2 separate regions of the Homo sapiens genome follow, and region 2 is linked to region 1. Evidence: chromatin contacts called from ENCODE Hi-C data. All regions are on one chromosome and are shown on one strand. The core of a region is the stretch at or near the end of the contact, and the rest is flanking DNA. Distances in the headings are between cores, read along the strand shown. Region 1 has its middle 15 kb from the start of CTR9. Region 2 overlaps CAND1.11 (a long non-coding RNA gene).

Region 1 (3,761 bases), core at 602-3,101:
ATATTATAAAGTCTCAGCAAGTGAGCAAGTGATACATTTGCTGAGATGGGGAAGGCAGGTTTGGGAGTGACAGAGCCAGGATTAAATCAGGGTTGAGACACTAAGTTTGACAGATCTGGGAAATCCAAAAGCTGAGAGTGGGCAGGTGGTTCTTTGATATGTGTGGATCTGGAGCCAGAAGGAGGGGTCTAGGTGGAGACACCAATCCAAATAGGAATGTTATTCAAAATCACAGGAATGCAGGAGATGATGGAGGAGAAGTAGAGTGTGGAGAGAGAAGAAAAGAGGGCCCAGGACCAGGCCCAGAGGAGCATCAGCATTTCGAGATGGGTGGAGGTGAAGAAGTCTGCAGGACACTGGTGAGCTGGTGTGGTACGGAGAGCTGGAGGGCATGATCTCCAAATCCCACTTCTTCTTTTTTTAAATTTTTATTTTTATTTTTTTGAGATTGAGTCTCACACTGTCACTCAGGCTGGAGTGCAATGGCATGATCTCTGCTCACTGCAACCTCCACCTCCCGGGTTCTAGCGATTCTCCTGCTTCAGCCTCCTGAGTAGCTGGAATTACAGGTGTCTGCCACCACGCCTGGCTAATTTTTTATATTTTTAGTAGAGTCGGGGTTTCACTATGTTGGCTAGGCTTATCTCAAACTCCTGACCTCATGATCTGCCTGACTTGGCCTCCCAAAGTGCTGGGATTACAGGTGTGAGTTACCATGCCGGGCCTTTTTTTTTTTTTTTTTTTTTTTGAGACGGAGTCTCCCTCTGTCACTCAGTGATGTGAAGTGATCTTGGCTTACTGCAACCTCCCCATCCTGGGTTCAAGCAATTCTCCTGCCTCAGCCTCCTGAGTAGCTGGGACTACAGGCACATGCCACCATGCCCAGCTAATTTTTTAATTTTTTTGGTGGAGACGGGGGTTTCACCATATTGGCCAGGCTGGTCTCGAACTCCTGACCTCAGGTGATCTGCCCACCTCGGCCTACCAAGCTGCTGGGATAACAGGTGTGAGCCAACGCCTCACAACCCCACTTCTCAACCCTTCCATGGCTCCCACAGCACTTAGAATAGAGTCCAAATCCCTTTCCATTCTCATCGAGGCCCTGCCCCCTCTGGCTAACCTCCAGCTATAGCTACTCCCTACCTCTATCACCTTTTCTGGGACCTTCACGACAGCCTTCTTGTGCCTCTCCCTGGAATACCCACCCCAAACCCCTTATCCCTTGGATGTGACTCGTGTTCATGCTTAAGTTGCCTCCTTATCTTCCCTGAAGCTTCCCCTTGTCTTAGTCTATCCCAGCATCTTACTGAGTTCCTTTATCATGATTCACAACTGTGTATTTGTGTATACAGAACAGTGAGCGCCATTTGGGCAAGGATAGTTTCTTTTTGTATCCTTAGTACCAACCCAGTGCCTAGCAAATAGTAGAGGTGCAATAAACATATGACTCATAAATGAATGAATAAGCCCTTTTAATCTTCACCCTGGTCCTGTGAGGTAGGGATTATAACCTCTGTTTTGCTTTAAAAAAAAATCGAGGACATGAGACTCTGAACGACTAGGAAACCGTTCACAGGTTCCAGCACACTGAGAAGTGATGGGTGGGTGAAAGTATTGGTGAACCTGTTCCAGCCTCCAGATCACAGAGGAACATGAAAAGGTTGGCCAAGAGCCCCCGGTGTTCTTGGTGGCTGGTGAGCCCCGGGGCTGTGTAGGCAAGGGCCCAGCAGAGGGCAGCAGAGGGCTGCACTGGACTGGGATCACCGGAGGGAGCAGGCCCTGGGCGGAGCAAGGGGTGGGCGGCCAGGCACTGGGCTGGGACTCGGGGAGATGACCTTGTTTTGTCTAATCCTTTGTAGGACTCTAGAGTGCGCTGATGGAGCGCTTGAGGCAACGTTCCTATTTGTGTTTACATGTGCTGATCCTCACCACAGAGTATAAGGAAGCCGTCTTTCTTACCGTGGGGCCCTTGTTGGAAATGTCACTAAGTTTCTCCAAGGAGGCGGGAGGAGAGGACAGAGGACGGGGGTGGGGGTGACGGAGGGCCCTGAGGTGGAATGGTGAGTACAAATGTGCAAATGAGATTTTTGGCCTTGGCTGCTAGGGGACAAACGTCCTAGGGTGGCCTCCAGCAGTTAGCGCCAGGCAGGGAGCTGGGAAGGCTCTGAGACAGCTGAGTGGGGGAAATAGGAGGTCATAATTGGTTCAGGGACATACATTGTCAGAAATGATTTTCTAGGTTTCTTATGCTCTCTGAATGGATTTCCTTTCTCTTCTCCTTTTTCGTTAGGAAAGTTGTTAAAATTTCCACCCTATCATCTATGCTTAGGGGAAAAGGGATTTTGCTCATAAACGGGGGCGAGGGTTGGGGGATGGGGGAGACCCTTGGGGGCCAGCAAGGTGGTAGCAGCAGAGTCAGAATGGAAGGCCCCAACAAGAATTATATAATGGACAATGGGGACTGGTGGGGGTGGAGGGAAGGTTGGGAGGGGAGTAGGGATAAAAGACTACATATTGGGTACAGTGTACATTGCTGGGGTGACGGGTGCAATACAATGTCAGAAATCACCACTGATGGACTTATCCATGTAACCAAAAACCGCCTATACCCCAAAAACTATTGAAATAAAATAAAATAAAATAAAATTTTAAAAAATAATGCAAGGCACACTTAGTCCAGCATATGGTCTTCTCAACTAATACAAACATACACACACACTTATATGCACAATCACAACATACATGCTTACACAGTCACATCATGTGTACAATACACTCTCATACCCACAAACACACACCTCACACACTGACACATCACACATACACACTGACACAACACAATACACCCACACCCACACCCACACTGAAGAAGGGTCTTTGGGGTGAATATCTGCAGTTGCCATTGCAGGTTCCCCCATCCTATTGTGGTTTAAGTCTAGGATCAAACCAACTCTTAGTTTCAGGGGTCAGTTCCAATTGGCCTAAACCCATCAACATAATCCCTGCCCCCTTGGCATTCCCTTGGCCACTGCGATTGTTTTAGGGGTGGGCATACAACCACACTGATCCCCCAGACATGAGTGAGGAAGCGCTGAGCCCTGGACGCTGTCAGCTGCCTTGTGCTACCTCAAGGAAAGGCTGGTTTAGAAAAAGCTGACTGGGAGGCAGAGGTGAGAAACTTTCAGACAAGCAGAGTTGCAGCCCCCAAAACACTGGGAGCTCTCAACAGCCCGTGCCAGAAGCCCACGTTACCTCTAAACTTTAGATTTTGTAAACCAATACATTGTTTTGGTTGTTTAAGGCATTCAAGTTGGATTTTCTTTCCCTTCCTCCCTTCCTTCCTTCCTTTCTTTCATCTCACTGTGTCACCCAGACTGGAGTGCAGTGGTATGATCATAGCTCACTATAGGCTCAAACTCATGGGCTCAAGCAATCCTCCCACCTCAGCCTCCTGAATAGCTAGGATTACAGGTGGGTGCCACTGCGCCCGGCCATTTTCTGTTTCTTATACCTGAAAATCTCAGAATGGATCTACTGCTCCCAGAACTTTTTTATGGGAAAGCCCAGGAGGGGTCCAGCCTCCTCTTTAAGGAGGACTGCTCCTTCCTCCCCCTCCTTTGTCCTCTTGGTCCTCAAAGTAACCGCATGCACCTGACACAGTTCTTGGAGCCTTATGCATATAACAGAGAAGAAGAAAATAGTATTTAAAACCATGGCCCACTGTAGCCGCTTTGCCTTAAAAAGGAAAGTGACACAATTGA
Region 2 (3,798 bases), core at 564-3,063, 370 kb after region 1:
AGCACCTCTCAGGTTCAGGCACTCAGAAATCAACTATTGGGGTGAGGTTGGGGGGATGTCCACAAAAACTTAGGACAAACTTTGACATTAAATTCATTCTCAGGGGACAATCTCATCCAGTTCTTGACTGAAAATAGTTACAATGGCTGTGCTGCTACAGGAGGCAGAGAAAAACCTCTCAAGGGGCAGCCAGGAACTCTTCATGGGGTAGGTCATATTTTAACTTGGGCCTCGACAGTTGGGAAGATTCTCAGTCAAGGATGCTGAGGAGGTTACTCTGAGTGCAGAGAGAACAGCATATACAAAGGCAAAGAGATGAAAATTTAGCTGACTAATATAGTATGTGTAACAGAGTAGTGGAGATAAGACTGGAAAGACAGCTCATAAACTGACCCCAACCTCAAGAGAGCCTTGAATATCAGTGAAGAGGTTACACTGATTCTCAAGAGAGATACAGAACAATCAGGATAAAGAATAATCTTAACCAATTAGTCCATTTTCATACTGCTATGAAGAAGTACCTGAGACTGGGTAATTTAAAAGAAAAAGAGATTTAATGGACTCACAGTTCCACATGGCAGGGAAGGCCCCTCACAATCACGGCAGAAGGTGAAGGAGGAACAAAGTCACATCTTACATGGCGGCAGGCAAGAGAGCGTGTGCAGGGGAACTGCTCTTCATAAAACCATCAGATCTCATGAGACTTATTCACTATCACGAGAATAGCACAGAAAAAACCTGCCCCCATGATTCAAGTACCTCCCACCAGGTTCCTCCCACGACACGTGGGGATTATGGAAACTACAATTCAAGATGAGATTTGGGTGGGGACACAGCAAAACCATATCAACTAACATCTATAGAATATTTACTAGGTTGAGCATTAGGCCAAGTGCTTTATATGCATTGTTATCTCACACCAGCTTAACAAGTATATCTATTATTTTTCTGTTTTAAAGACGAGAAAACTTGGCTCAGAGATGCTGAGTTACTTGCCTAAAATCACAGAGCTAGTAAGTGGCATGCACAGAATTCAAACCCAAATCTGCCTGATTCTAGAACCACTAGATGATATTAAATGGTGATGAACAGCATACTTACAAAAGTCCCTCTCCATGGCCGTGGCCTTAGATGGCATCAGGGGGATGGCAAGGAAGGTGTCAGCCTAAAGCCAGACAATTCCAAGCATAGCTCAAGAGTCACTATCGGGTGTCATTCACAGTTGACAGCTGAACAGAAAGGCTGGACATACATGTTGTCTCAGTTAGCAGGGAAGGACAGGAAAGAAGCATGCTGAGCAAAGGTCCATACTGAATATGATCCCTTCCCTACTCCGGACTTTGCAGAGCTGCCCTGCCCAGCGGCACCAGGCCTTCTCAGAGTTGTCCTTTGGCAGCAATGTAATTCATGTTCCCCACTGAGGGCAGAGTCCAGGCTTTGGGTCTATTCTGGCACCCCTTTTCTTCAGAGGCAGCCAAAACAACCCATTGCCTCATTGCAGCACCCCCTTCAAACCAGTCACTTTGGAGAACTTCCAAGGGCTTCGAGACATCTGTTGAACAGAGTTCAACTGGATCTGTTGAACAGAGTTCCATTCTCAATGCCTCTGCCTGCGGAAAGCCACGACAAGGACAGATGTTGTGGCTAGAGGGCAGCAGAGAGCTAGAGGCAGAAGCGCAAGGAGGAGCTAAAGATCACAGCTGGGAGAGCTCTTGGAGGAAGTGGGGGGATGGGGGGCACATGGAGAACCTCCATCTGCCAAGGAAATCCCCTCCCTTGAGTTCACACAGAGGCCAGTTCAGGTTGAGCCATAGATGTTAGGGGATCACATTGGGAAGCCAGACCGGAGGAGAAGCAGAGAGATGCCAGAGACAACACCACTAAGAGTCAAGAAGAGAGCTGGGAACATGCTGGAGGTCACCAGAGGTCCTGGAGCAGGTCTGAACACAGGCCAGCCTTGTTCTCCCCAGGCCAGGAGAGCAGAGAAGAATTTGGGCAAAAAAGCAAAGAAGAAAAGCTGCCCAGTTCATTTTATGAGGTTATCATAACCCTGATAACAAAACCTGTCAAGAACAGCACATACACACACACACACACACACACACACACACACACACACACACACACACACACACACAAAGACCAGTCTCACTTTTGAATGGGGACAGAAAAACATCTGGAAAAAAATTAGCAAATTTAATTAAAGCACATCAAAAAATCATCCATGATAGTCAAGGAGGGTTTAACAACGTAAGGATGGTTTGACATTAGGAAATGTATTAAAATTATACAGTTCATCCTTAAGAAAATAAATCACCCAAACCTATATTCTGAAAAGCACTTGATAAAGTTCCACATCCATTTCTGGTGGGTTTTTTTTAACTTTCAAATTTTTAGGGAGAGCAGAAAAATCCCTTAACATAATGAATGGTGGCAATATCTTACTTAAAATTGAAATACTACAGATTGTTTCATTAAAATCAGTAACCAAACAAAAAGATCAATGTTATTATTATTACTTAATATTGTTCTAGAAGTTAAGGTCAATGCAATAAATGAAGGAATAAAACAAAAACTAGATGTGGCAAGAAGACAAAATTATCATTTCTTATCAGTGCTATACCTTAGTTATAAAAGCTATATTTTAAAATTCCAAGACAACTTCCAGAAATAAAATAATAGTAAACAAGAACTTAAAAATCAATAATAAAAGTAATGTGAATAAAACAATAGGCAATATAAGCTGTTTACCACCTAGAATGTTATGGTCAAAAAGTTTGAAAACAATGTTGATAAGAGTTTGGGTAAACAGGCACCCTCAAACGTTGCTGATGGTATTTTGCATAGGGGGAAAAAAACGTTTCTTCTCTATACTCTCATAATGTTTCTGGCCACTAAATGTGTATGAGCTTTTCCCATACCAACCAATTCTCCAATTCTCTGTAGGCACCAACTGGGTATCCTATAATTTAACTCAATTCTGACACTAACTTTCCTGAGTTACGGCAGACCCCACAGGTTAAGGGCTCAGTGCCACAGGACTGCCCCCAACTTCAGACACCAAGTACAAGGAGTAGATCCCCAGGTTACCAAATTGAGGGCTGTCACAACCCCCTCCCCAAGTTTGATAATTTGCTACGATGACTCATAGAACTCATGGAAACACTTACGTTTACCAGTTTATTATATAATAAAGGATATGATAAGGATACAGATGGACAGCCAGAGGAAGAGGTACATAGGGCAAGGTCCGAAAGCAGAACAGGCATAGGAACTTCTGTCCCTGTGGAGTTGGGGTGCACCACCCTCCCATCACGCGGATGTGTTCACCCACCCAGAAGTTCTCCAAACCCTGTACTTCAGGGACTTTTATGGAGGCTTCATCATGTAGGCATGATTCATTATTAACTCAATCTCCAGAAGTTCCAAGCTTCTAATCATGGCTTGGTCTTCCTCGAGAACAGCCCCCATCTAAGAGCCCACCGAGAGTCATTTTATTAGAACAAAGATGCTCCTAGTACCCTTTCACTTCAGAAATTACAAGGGTTTTAGGAGCTCCATGTCAGGAACCAGGGTCAGAGACCAGTATATACATATATGTATTTCTTATTGTTTCACAGTATTATATATTGGTACAGCCTCTATGGAGAGCAATTTGGCAATATTTAAAAATTATAAATGCACTTGCCTTTTAGACTAGCAGTTCCTGTTTAGGAATTAATCTGACAGATATTCCTGTATCTATGTTAAAAATATATGTACAAAATTATTTTTTATTTATTGTTATGACGTAAGAAA

The links. Hi-C counts contacts between places; a loop is a spot of excess contacts on that map. Pooled maps may share reads with other maps.
Region 2: a loop to region 1 is called in a map of endothelial cell of umbilical vein, with 10 times the contacts of the local background. The contact joins two enhancer-like sites. A Hi-C loop is called at or near these places in 1 of 168 maps with a recorded cell type or tissue (endothelial cell of umbilical vein), 1 of 37 single-sample maps with no recorded cell type and 11 of 50 pooled maps.

The regions. Positions count from the first base shown.
Region 1 is chr11:10,733,946-10,737,706 of GRCh38, reverse strand. No RefSeq gene overlaps it. Among named protein-coding and RNA genes, the nearest start is that of CTR9, 15 kb to the left of the region's middle. Within about 2 kb of position 1,851, at least 21 of the 41 ENCODE cell types and tissues checked have a DNase peak (open chromatin) inside an H3K27ac peak, as active enhancers do.
Region 2 is chr11:10,364,691-10,368,488 of GRCh38, reverse strand. All of the region lies in intron 2 of CAND1.11 (a long non-coding RNA gene), which reads right to left. Among named protein-coding and RNA genes, the nearest start is that of CAND1.11, 58 kb to the right of the region's middle. RefSeq lists an enhancer at 1,428-1,927. Within about 2 kb of position 1,813, at least 14 of the 41 ENCODE cell types and tissues checked have a DNase peak (open chromatin) inside an H3K27ac peak, as active enhancers do.